Linked DNA regions of Homo sapiens: all the other regions are linked to region 1. Evidence: read pairs that join two places in POLR2A ChIA-PET (ENCODE). Cell type or tissue: PC-3. All regions are shown on one strand.

Region 1 (4,000 bases):
ATCTTATGAAATTTAGATAAGAAAGTGATTTAATTTCCTGTCATCAGAAATCTAAGAAAATAGCAATCCATAAATGAACTCTTCATTAACATCTGGAAATTTTACATCTTCTCTCTATTTTTTAAGCCTATTTTAAAAGTTCCCTTTCGCATCAAGTTTTATCCAAATTTCATATAATTTAATTCACAAAATATAATTTTATTTTATTCTTAAATCTTCTACTAATGACCCTGTTATACTTCTTTGCAGCAAAAATATAAAAGAAATATAATTTTTTAATTTCCTAACAGGTTGTAAATGTTAAAAAATATTTCTTCTGTAATATTACAAGTATTAGTAGTAAGCATGTATTAATAATGTATCAAAATACATTCTATTATTGAATCATTTAATATAACTAATTAAAATATTAAAATATTGATAAGTATACATTAAATCTAAAAGAACAAAATTATCTCTTAACGGGTTTTGGTTTTTCCCTCATAGATCTGTATCTGAATGCTACTTATTGCTAGAATAAGTTAGAGTTTGATATTACTTCTATTCTTGTCATTTTAACTGAGGTAAACGCTAAAACAAACAAACAAAACCTTTATTTATGAATGAGAATGAAAACACTTTTTAATTACAGTTATGACGTTTAATTCTTGGACCTTTATACAACTTTTGTGCCAAAAATTACTGTCAATGCAAAAGTATTTTTAAAGATCTATCAGCGAAAAATTTGTTTAGCCCTTCTTCATTTTAGCAGAAGGCAAAGAATTAGAGCCCCCCTGTGATTTGTTACCCAGACATGAAACTCTCCCTCTTCCACGCCTACACCAGCTGAAGTGTTTTTCCCTCCAAGACAATGCTTCATATTAAGATTCCAGGTGGAGGAAAAGCATGGCTTCTTTGTAACTACAGACCGTTTTTTAGGAAAGAATTCACAGGATACGTGTGGCTGTGAAAACATCCTTAACATTATCCATGCCCTTAGAAAGTCTTTGTGAACCTCCATATAAGTACTTTTGTTGAGGACCACTGTCTTGCATCTGTGGCACTTGGTGACCTAAGAAGTATTAAAGAAAAAATAAATAGGAAGATGGGCTGTTTTCACTGCATGCCTACTGATGGTTTTTCTGTAACAGTTTGTGATTATTTCTTAAAACCTGACAAATAGATAAGAAACACAAGTCAGTGTGCTACACCAAGAAAGGCCTGGATTTAAGAATCCGAAAGCATGGTTTCAACTATTAGCTATATTCCTAATTGGCCTCTGGAAAACTTCACTACATTTCTCTGGGCCTCAGTTTTCTCATTTGAAGCCTGGGACAGTGTTTCCGAAAGCTAACTGAGATGATTTTAAGTGGTGTATGTCCAAACTTGACTTGATACACATTTCTTTTATTATTTATCAGGAAAAAATAGTCAATCTACTAAGTCCATGATCCTTGAATATAGTTTTTTAGAAGGTATCTAAAGGATATTTTAGTTTTTTAAAAAAATAATCTATTTAGAAAAAATATTAAATAACTAGATATGTTAAAATTCATGTGTAGGAATTAATGAAGTTTGTGAAAAACTAGAAGACTTACAATTTCCATGGTTCTGTCAAGATCTAGCATTATATAATTCTATAAAAAACATTTGGAAGGAAAAAAAAGAAAGGGAGAAAACAAGGAAGGAAGAGGGAGAGGAAGGGAGAAAGGACTTTAAGAAGGCTATGTATTTCTAGGTAGACTTGTAAAACCTCATAGTCATGGATGGCAAATAGCATCCCACGCAAGAAAGTTCAAAAGGCAAGTTCAGGCAAATTATTCATTTAAGCATTAATGAATAGATGTTTTAAAGGCAGAATACCAATTATGCGAATCAGCCTTTCTTAACTCTCTGAGCTTGAGCTAAAAATCTTCACGATGTCTATATAGCCAAGTGATGAGGAAATCTGAGTAATTACCCAGGAAAGGCAAGCAAATAAAACTTAACCACAAGGCTCAGAGGACTGAGTTACATGCCTACATAGGCTGTCTTTACTGATAGAATTATTCAGGTAATCTAATAACCCCCTTATCACATGGCCTATGTTGCCACAGCCAATTCCTAATGCCAGACTTTTAGTCAGGATAGCTTACGGAGAATAAATGTTCTGCAAATAGTGTAGGTTTTTCCAGGTTAGTAAAGAAATTCAACTTTTCAAAAAGGTTATCCACTACTCAGAGACAAAGAATAGACTGAATTAATGAGTATTCGTATAAGCAATTTCCTAAGCCTTATAGATTTAGAATATGTGTAAATGCATCCAGCTAGCAATATTAGGATATTTTTAGCTTCATTTTTTTAGTAATATATTAAGAGCAAACTCCAGCTTTCCTTCTTGTTCCTTCTTGTGTCCTAATCCTTAAGATCAATAAAACGAAAGTTGTTCAGTCAAATAAAAATATTTAGTGTGTACATGCACAGAGGCACACACACACATACATACACACATGAACACAGGTACACATAAACACCACCAAACAAAATTTATGTTAGAATTGCTTCAATTAAAGAATAAATCAATCCAAGAAGCGTATGAGAAACATTATCTCAGCTATGCCCTAAGCTAATTCCTTTTTTGTCCTCTTGTCTTATATTCTAACAAAGGAAAGTCACTCTATTTGGCCTAGTCTACAGTGTTTCTCAGGCTCTAAGTGCCTTTTCTCCAAATAACCATAGTAACTCTATATTTGTTGTTTTACTAAGCATTTTTCCACCCATTTTCTGTATTAAATATAACAGCCTTATGGGATAGGAACACCTAAAGAAGAACCGGACAGTTTCTCTGAGCATTTCCTTTTGCTAGAAAAGTTTAGAATAATAAGAAAGCAACACTAATAACAGCTGCCATTTATTAAACACTTATTACTACTGAGGAGTTTTTAAGCACAAAAATATTTCTTATTCCTCACAACATTGAAAAGAGATATTACTTTATTTTATAGATCAGTAAGATGCTCTGAGGTTGACATTCTCAGGGTTATACACACAGTAGTGGCAGAATTGGGGACTGAACCTAAATTGATATTTTCGTGAAACCAGAAGGACTTTCTTCTATTTCACCCCACTCCCTTACTAATGGTTCTCACTTAATGTTTGTTGAGTGAAACCTAATACTCAGACATGCTCTTTTCAAATGAGCTCAATAGCAGATGTCTGTTCAAATCCCTTAGGTAATTAGAAGTAGAAATGGTTGGAAATTTCCCAATTGACTATGAGTAATAGTGAGGCCATCTGGGTAATATATAAACCCATTCACACCAATTCTTCTCCAAATGCCCCAGAAGCATTATTACTTAGCAGAGCAGGCCAAAGAAGGTTAACCGGCTGCTTTAAAGGAAAGGTGGGGAAAGAGGAGCTTTGCTCTAACATGGTCAGGTCATTCTACTGCCAGTACCATCCTGGAAGGGTCTGGTTTCAACAGGTGTCAGTCCAGGGACTATTACAAAGAAGGAAACGGAAAAATAGGGCAGCACACACTTTTTAAAAAGTCTTTCCTTATTTATTCGTAAGTTGAAAGGAGAGAGTGATGGCAGAATGTGAGTGTAGTATATTAAGATATGAAATACAACAGCTGAATGAGTAGAGTGTTTTCACTGTTCTGGTAAGAATGAAATACATGGGTATATTCAAACTAAATGCTCTTATATATGCATTTCAAACTGGTATTGCTCAATATAAAGATATATGATGAAATGATAAAATTCATGCCAATAATTTAAATTAAAATCTTCTTTATTTAGAACATTAAATAGCAAATAAAACACCATAAGAAGCTGAAGAGGGTCTGTCAAAGGAAGACCACCAATCTACCACCAGGAGTCGATTTCAGTTCCCCTAAATATCCAAGCATGAGGGAATGCTGGCAATGTGAACGTTCAATGGTAAAGTATCTGAGGATTTTGCAGATGCAGGTTGTCAAACTCATCATTAATGGAAGTAATCAAGAGCTCTAAGCATCCTTTTTCTTTTCCATAAGTTC
Region 2 (4,000 bases), 580 kb after region 1:
AGATTAATGGATTTTTTTTTTTAATTCAACTTGCTACTCTGTGTCTTTTAAGTCAGGTGTTTAGGCCATTTACATTCAAGGTTAATATTGGTATGTGAGGTTTTGATCTTATTATGAAGTTGTTACCTGGTTGCTTTATAGGGTCACATATTGTGTGATCATTTTATAGGGTTTGCAGAATATGTATTTATGTGTATTTTTGTGGTAGCAGATATTGTTATTTCATTTCCATATTTAGACTTCTCTTAAAAATCTCTTGTATTGCTGGTGTAGTGCTAATGAATTCCCTTAGTCCTTGCTTGTCTGGAAAATATCTTATTTCTCCTTCTCTTACGAAGCTTAGTTAGGCAGAATGTGAAATTCTTAGATGGAATTATTTTTTCTTTAAGAATGCTGAAAACAGGCCCCCAATGTTTCCTGGCTTGTAATGTTTCTGCTGAGAAGTCTGCTGTTAGCCCAACAGGGTTCCCTTTGTGCATGATCTTCCCTTTTTCTCTAGCTGCCTTTAAGATTTTTTCTTCAGTGTTGATCTTGGACAGACTGGTGGCTGTATGCCTTGGTGATGTTGATTTTGCATAGTATCTTACAGATGTTCTATCAGTTTCTTGTATCTGGATTTTTACCTGTCTAGCAAGGTTAAGAAAGTTTCTTGAATTATTCCCTCAAATATATTTCCTATTATTGAATGCCAAATAATTTGTATGTTTGTTTGCTTTGAATGATTACATATTTCTCAAGTACTTTGTTCATTTTTTAAAAATTCTTCTTTTTTTAATTCTTGTCTCACTGTGTCAGCTCAGAAAAACAGTCTTCAAGCTCTAAATTTTTTTTCTTCTGCTTGATACAGTCTGTTGATACCGCTTTCAGTTGTATTTTGAAGTTTCTTAGGTGAGTTTTTCAATTCCAGAATCTCTAATTGACTTCTTTATCTCTTCCTTCATTTTCTAGATTGCTTTATAAATTTCTTTGTGTTGATTTTCAACGTTGTCTTGGATCTCATTAACCTTCCTTGCAATCCATGCTTTGACTTCTTTATGTGTCATTTCTGAATTTCCATTTTGGTTAGGGACCATTGCTGGAGAGCTGATGTGGTCTTTTTGTGGTGTCACTCCTTTCATATTTTTCATGCTGGCAGAATTCTTATGCTGGTTCCTTCTCATATGGAGACACTAGCTCTTTAAATTTTTGTAATATTTTTGTGTGGGTAGAGTTTTTTCTTCTTCTTGCTTTCTCTATAATGTTAATATTATTATAATTTTTATTCTTTCCTTTTCCCTTTTCCCTCCATTTTGGGGGGATGTGACTGTAGAGAATGTTGGATAGGGTCTTCTGGCTTTGCTTTCATAGCCTTATTCATTTACTTTGGCTGATTTTATATTGGGCTGTGGAGTTCAACCTACAAGCTATTGATGGCATTTACAGGTAAGAGCTGGCTGTGGCCAACGTGTCTGGGTATATACTTGATTCTTATTTACTGGCAGAAACTCCCTATTGCCTAAGACAATAGGCTGATTCATGGCGTGTACAGTGGTCTGAGCTCCCTGACCAGCCCCAGAGCAGCAAAGACCATAAAGGGTCAGGGGATGACTGGGCAGGTCCACCTATTGGTCTCCTGATGGCAGGCGAAGGCACCAGCACCAAGGGAGAGTCCTGTGAGCAGCCACCAAATACTCACAGGTGTGCCTAGGGATGGAGCTGGAACAGTGCTTCAGCTCCAGGTTCTCTGCACAAAATTGGAGGATGGCCTAAGCTTCTAATCCAGAAGGGTAAGCACTCTAAGTGCCTGGAGCTCTGTATAGGCATGGAGCAGAGAGGATCCCCTGAACCAAGATCTCTGAACAGGAGGGTTGGGTGACAGACTGATTAACCAGGCATGCATGTGCTTTGAATTTCTGGAGATCTGTTTGGGCCTGAAGCAGAGAGGGACTTGCTGCACCATGATCTATGTCCAAGGAGGGTGGGGTGGCTCAGGCTGTTGAACCAGATGAGTGGTTGCTCCAAATGCCTGGCATTCTGCCTGGGTATGAAGCAGAGAGATTATCCCTGTACCAGGATCTCTGCACAGGAAGGGTGGGGCAGGTCAGGTTGCTGATCCAGATGAATGGTGCCCTGAATGCCTGGATATCTGCTTGTGCAGGTGCTCCTAATGCCTAGAGATCTGCCTGAGCATGTAGTAGAGAGGTGTGCCAGGATATCTGCACAGGAAAAGTGGGACAGCTTAGCCTGCTAATCCAGGTGAGCTGGTGCTCTGAACACCTGGAGATCTGTGAGGGTGGGGCACAGAGAAAGCCCTACTGTACCAAGATCTAGGTCCAGGAAGGGTGAGGCAGTTCAGGCTGCTGAACCAAGTAAATGAGTGCTTTAAATGCCTGGAGACAGATACCTGCCTGGGCATGGAGAAGAGAAAACTCCACTTCATTGCAGTCTATGTCCAGGAAGGGTAGGGTGGCTCAGTCTGCTGAACAAGTCAAACAGGTGCTCTGAATTCTTAAATATCTGCTTGGGTGTGGAGAAGACAGAGCCTCTCTGCAACATGATCTATTTCCAGGAAGGGTGGGGCAGCTCAAGCTGCTGGTCCAGGGAAGTGAATGCTCCAAATGCCTGGATTTCAGCCTAGGGGTGGAACAGAGAGGGCCCCCCAATGAGCTACAATCTCAGGAGAGCAGGGTAGGGAATCCAGCAATGGCACATATCAATCAGTTCCAGGTTGTCAAGCTGGCCCTGGCAGCAAATCTTGCCACTTAGGAGAAATTACAGCTGTAGCAGGTCTCCTCCTGCCCCAGGGTTGTGATAGGGGAAAAACACAATTTTTGCCTTACTGCTGAGGCATTTTCCAGAGTTCTGGCTGTGGAGGCCCTTACCACACTGAGAGCGGGTGCTCCCTGGCCTGAGACTAAAATGCCTGTGTAGCCACACTGCTGTGTCGACAAAGAATGGCTGACTTTGTACACATTCAGATTAAAAATGGCATCCTGCTCTCACTTCTGGGTCTGGACTGAGACCCTGGACTGAAAGTGTATGCAAGTTTTCATGGTATCTTTCTTTACAGCATCTCTAAGCCTCTCAGCCTCTTCCCAAGTTAGCTCCAGGGTGTGGGAGACACAAAGTGCTTTCCCTCAGCCTGGGTTGCTCAGATCCACAGTGGAAAGGTGAGTTCCAGAGGGAGGCTGTCTTCCTCTCTCACATGCTGGAGCTTAAGTCACTTTTATCAACTGAACACCACAGAGGCTGTTTGCTGGTGTTCTGCTCTCTGGGATCTGAATGAGAAGAAGTAAGTCATGTTCAAAGAATTGAGAGAAATTCTACATATCCTAAAGATAGAATGTAAGTTTGAAAGTAATGTGTGTGTGTGATAAGAATAAAGCTAGATATACAATTTTTCACATTAATTAGGCCTTTAGTGAACTATAGGTAAAGTGATCATCTGACAACTGTTATGTATTCATGGCCAGGCAGGAGATTCTCATCAGAATCCTTTTAAGGCAGAAGGATGCAACATTTTGAAGACAATTTTTTTCCAATTTTTTTTGTAGTAAAGTACACATAGCATAAAATTTACCATCTTAATCATTTTAAGTCTACAGTTTAGTGGTACTAAATACACCCACAGTGTTGTACAATAATTACTACCATCCATGTGATAACTCATCTTGTAAAACTGAAACTCTGTATCCATTAAAAATCACTCCCACTTCTACCCTACTCTGCTCAACTTGCTCACATAGGAGACTTAAGCCCTAGGAGAACTGTTGGTCCTGAACTCTGCAGGGTGGTATGACCCATCAGATAACTTGGTCTGACCTGAGCACCCCTTGGTCTTCTGGCCTGTCCTAGGAACAAAGTCTGACCATGCTTGCCTTCAAGGCAGCCTCAGAAGCCCTGGGGGCCTGCATCATAGCTTCTGCACTGATGGACTGTGCCTGAACAGTGAAGAACTTCAGCAGGGTGTCCCCCATGGCTATGCACCAGCCCACACACTTCTTCACCCCACTGCAGCTTC
Region 3 (4,000 bases), 460 kb after region 1:
GAATATGAGTCATTAAAAAGAGCTTTAGAAAAGCAGGCAACATTTTCCAATACAGTGGCTTTAGGGGATCTTTGGAAAGTATCAGAAGTTCCGGAAGAAGTAAAGCATCTCATTAATAACTAACAATAGACACAGAATCAAAATCTGAATTGATGAAAAAAAGTAATATTTAAAATGTAATTTTTGAATGTTGAAAAGAGCCCATTTTTGTAGAGAATTGGATGAGGATTAACTTAGATATTTTCTTGAATGTGTATAAATATTACATATAAGAATACTTTCAAGTCTTAAATTGGCCCGGGGATCTCCAGCTTGCTGATAAAAACAAATCAAAGAAACTACCTTTAGGACTTCTTTTTCTTATTTTTGAAACATTAAAAAGTTGCAAGTGCCGGAATAATGGGGAAAAAGTCTTTATTCTATTATCCAGACAAAAAGCTGGTCAACATTTTAATGCTGTTTCTGCTGGCATTTTTCTCTACAAATACTTTCTATGTAGTTAAGATCATATGGTATATGTAATCTTGTTTCATTCATTTTCTTTCACTTTTGTTATTCCTTATTCAGTGATTGGAAAACTATGGTTTATAGGCCAAATCTGGACTACTGCTACACGTGGAACACAGCCACATGCATTCATTTACATATTGTGTATGACTGCTGTCTCTGTACCATAATAGAATTGAGGGCGGCTACAGAGCTTAAGTGACTCACAAAGCCTGAAATATTTGCTCTCTGGACCTTTATAGAAACAGTTTTCCAGTTTGTGAGATAGATTATTAGAGTCATATGAACACAATAGAATTTTACAAAAATATACCAAAAGTTTATACAGCCATTGATACTTTAACTAGCATTGTCTGATGAAACTGTTTTATTGCCTATAACAATATATATGGTAAATATATATGGTTATGCATATATAACCATATATATGTAATAGCCAGCTATATATATATATGTATAATTTTATATGTATACAGTTTTGGATTTTAATAGACATAGAATGTTAGTGTATCTCTTTTTTGCTTTAATATTTATTTCTTTGAGTAGCAGTTAGACAAAATGATTTTCCATTTTTTTAGTTCTTTAATTTTCTTTATCTTCAACTGCCTTCTTATGACGTTTGCCCCTTTTTAAATAGAGGGTTTTTTTAAAAATAAATTTGTAAGGGCTCTATATAGATGCGGAATACCAACTCTTATTGTTTTTACTTTGACTATATTTTCTCAGTTTTTTAATCCTTTAATTTGAGAGATTTTTTTGAAACTTGAAAGTTGTTTAATCAGTGTAAAATTTCCTCTGTGATTCCTTTCCAAGCTCCAATATATCATGCTGAGGAAGTATCTTATCATTTTTAATTTTTTAAAAATTTATAAGGATTGATATTTTATGAAAGGCCTCTTGAGTGTCTATTTTTAAAAACATACTTTGTTCTTAGAATAGTTTTGGACTTACAGAAAAATTGAGAAGATAGTACAAAGGGTTCTCATAAACTCCACAGTGATTTTTCCCTGTCATTAACATCATTCATTAGCATTTTGTCATTAGTATCTTTCATTAGTATTGTATGTTCGTTACAATCAATTAACTAAGATTGATGCATTGTCATTACCTAAAGTCCATATTTTATTAGAATTGTTTAAGTTTTTACCTAATATACTTTTTGTTCTGGTATCTTGTCCTAGATACCACCATTCAACCATTCATTTAGTTGTTATGTCTCCTTATGTTTTTCTTGGCTTGTTATATTTTCTCATAGTTTTTTGGTTTTTGATGACCTTGACAATTTTAAGGAGTATTGACTAGGCATTTTGTAAAACTCCTTTCTATTAGAATTGGTCACTGTGAGCAGTCCACATTTTAGGAATAGGAAGTTTTATTTCCCCATCTTGAGGGTGAAGTTGTTGCATAAACTTTTGGGGATTCTTCTGCATGGGAGATTTTTTCTACTTCTCCTTTTATTTATTTATTCAGTCATTTAGTATGAGCTCATAGATATTAATTTTATACTTTGGGTTATAATCTAATACTTTTTTATTATTTTGTTGCTTACATACTTCTAGATTTGGCCACTGGGAGCTCTTTCAGTTGACTTCCGTATTTCTTTGACATACCTTGGCAAATGTAGGATTTGTGTGTGTGTGTGTTTATTAGCACATTTTTCATTTCTGGCACTACAAGATCCTCCAGGCTCATCTTGTTTATTTCCTGTGCCAGTCCTAGGATTAGTCATTTCTACAATGTGCCCTGATTCCTTTAGTCAGTTTCCTTTTATTAGGAACCAATATCTGGACACTGGTTATGCTTATTTGTACAAGCATGTAGTTACTTCTGGGCCCTCTCAGCTTACAGAGCAAGGAACCATACTATGCTATGTGTGTGTATGCTAAGCTGTGTATACACACACAGAAAAAAATATATATATATATATGCACACACATATATTTCTATACATAGCCATCTGTATCAATTTTGAGCTAAACATGAGTGTTCATACTGGTGTCTCCAACTCTAATCCAGTATCACATGTATCATTTTAGCCTTATCCCCTTGTTTATCTGTACACTCCCATCCCAACAGTGATAATCCTGGCTCCTGCCATCTGTCAATTCCAGTATACAGGTATTGGAATATCAGAATTTTTAACTTGTACTCTAGTTATTTTAACCAAGAAATAACTTTGTTAACTAGAGTACAATGCTTATGTACTGTCAAACGAGATTCCACTCGTTTCCAAAGTTATTTAGGTTCCTCTCCTGATTTTTAACTCTTATTTCACTGCATTTTAATCCGGATTTATTTATTGTTCCTGGTTGTCAGTCCTGAAACTAAAGTGGTAATAAAGGAAACAGGTGGTATACGTGAGAGGCTTTCAAATTCCTTGAGGTCATAAAATATATATGTATGTGCATATATTTAAAATAAAGCCTTGAACAGGCAGAAAAACTGATATTGCATTGTAGATAACAAATGGCATAAAACACTTATGTAGAATTAGTCCCATCAAAATATGTAAAGAAGTAAGGTTCGATAAAAGTTGTGGGCATTATAATAAAATATTTCTCTCCCTTTATATTCACTCCTTACCTGTTCTCAGTAAAATAAGTTCAACTCTGTACAATTAATTTTCTGCCATGTCTACTGCTTGTACTTGGGAACAAATGCTATATTATAATATAAAGATATGTGTGGAACTTGGTTTCAAAAGTCAGGTAATGCAAATATCAAAAAACAGGTGATCTCTCAAACACCTTATGATAAGTCAGTCAGATAAAGTGCTCTGCAGAACTCCAGCCAACAAACAGGTTGATTATCAGTGAAGTATCTCATATTTTCAGGTAGTCCTCACACTAAGAAAGCTAATGAAAAAGAGTTTGAGCTCACATAATCATGAGAAAGTACATTTCAAACCACCTTCCCAAATTTCCTGCTGCAGTTTCTTCTCTTTTTACTCATTATTTTTCTTTTTACCTCAGTTTACTTTCTGGTTTTCTTGGCTGAGTGCCTTTTTAACTGCTTTGAAGTAAGATGCTATCTTCTTTATCAGGTTTGCAAACTATTTATTGAATTTAGCAATTAAAATTGTCGCTGTGGTTGAACTGGAAAATGTCCTTTTGGTACTTGAATTTACTGAATATAATGACTGAAAAAGCATTTCAAACAAACAAATCAACAAACAAAAAATCTCAATTAGTTTGTTGCATAGACACAATAGTAACTCACAGCACTGGCATATTATTTTTGATTCACAAAACACATATAGAGCCTGGCATCTATTAGACATGGAAGCCACTTATTAAGTATTTATTTAATCAATGAATGCATCAAAGGATTAGTAATATCAACTTCAACACAATCCTGTAGTATATGTAATATTCTTCCTCTTCCCTACCTTTAACAATGAGGAATTTGAGCTCAGAAGGATTAAGTGAATTACTTGAAGTTATATTATTAATTAAACTACTGAAGCCAGAACACGAATCTAGAACTTAATCAT

What was found. Peaks named below come from ENCODE experiments on the same cell type or tissue, not always from the same donor. Only the 100,000 strongest peaks of a DNase experiment are listed, where the experiment ranks them.
Region 2: POLR2A ChIA-PET joins it to region 1 with 5 read pairs; 1 of 35 experiments calls an interaction of 5 or more read pairs at or near these places.
Region 3: POLR2A ChIA-PET joins it to region 1 with 6 read pairs; 2 of 35 experiments call an interaction of 5 or more read pairs at or near these places.

What each region holds. Positions count from the first base shown.
Region 1 is chr9:21,679,903-21,683,902 of GRCh38, forward strand. No RefSeq gene overlaps it. Among named protein-coding and RNA genes, the nearest start is that of MTAP, 120 kb to the right of the region's middle. In PC-3, no CTCF peak of the experiment used is centred here; a DNase peak (open chromatin) is centred at 1,889; H3K4me3 peaks cover 358 bases; H3K27ac peaks cover 3,759 bases.
Region 2 is chr9:22,255,085-22,259,084 of GRCh38, forward strand. No RefSeq gene overlaps it. Among named protein-coding and RNA genes, the nearest start is that of DMRTA1, 190 kb to the right of the region's middle. In PC-3, no CTCF peak of the experiment used is centred here; no DNase peak of the experiment used is centred here; H3K27ac peaks cover 260 bases.
Region 3 is chr9:22,142,218-22,146,217 of GRCh38, forward strand. No RefSeq gene overlaps it. Among named protein-coding and RNA genes, the nearest start is that of CDKN2B, 130 kb to the left of the region's middle. In PC-3, no CTCF peak of the experiment used is centred here; a DNase peak (open chromatin) is centred at 2,204; H3K27ac peaks cover 1,828 bases.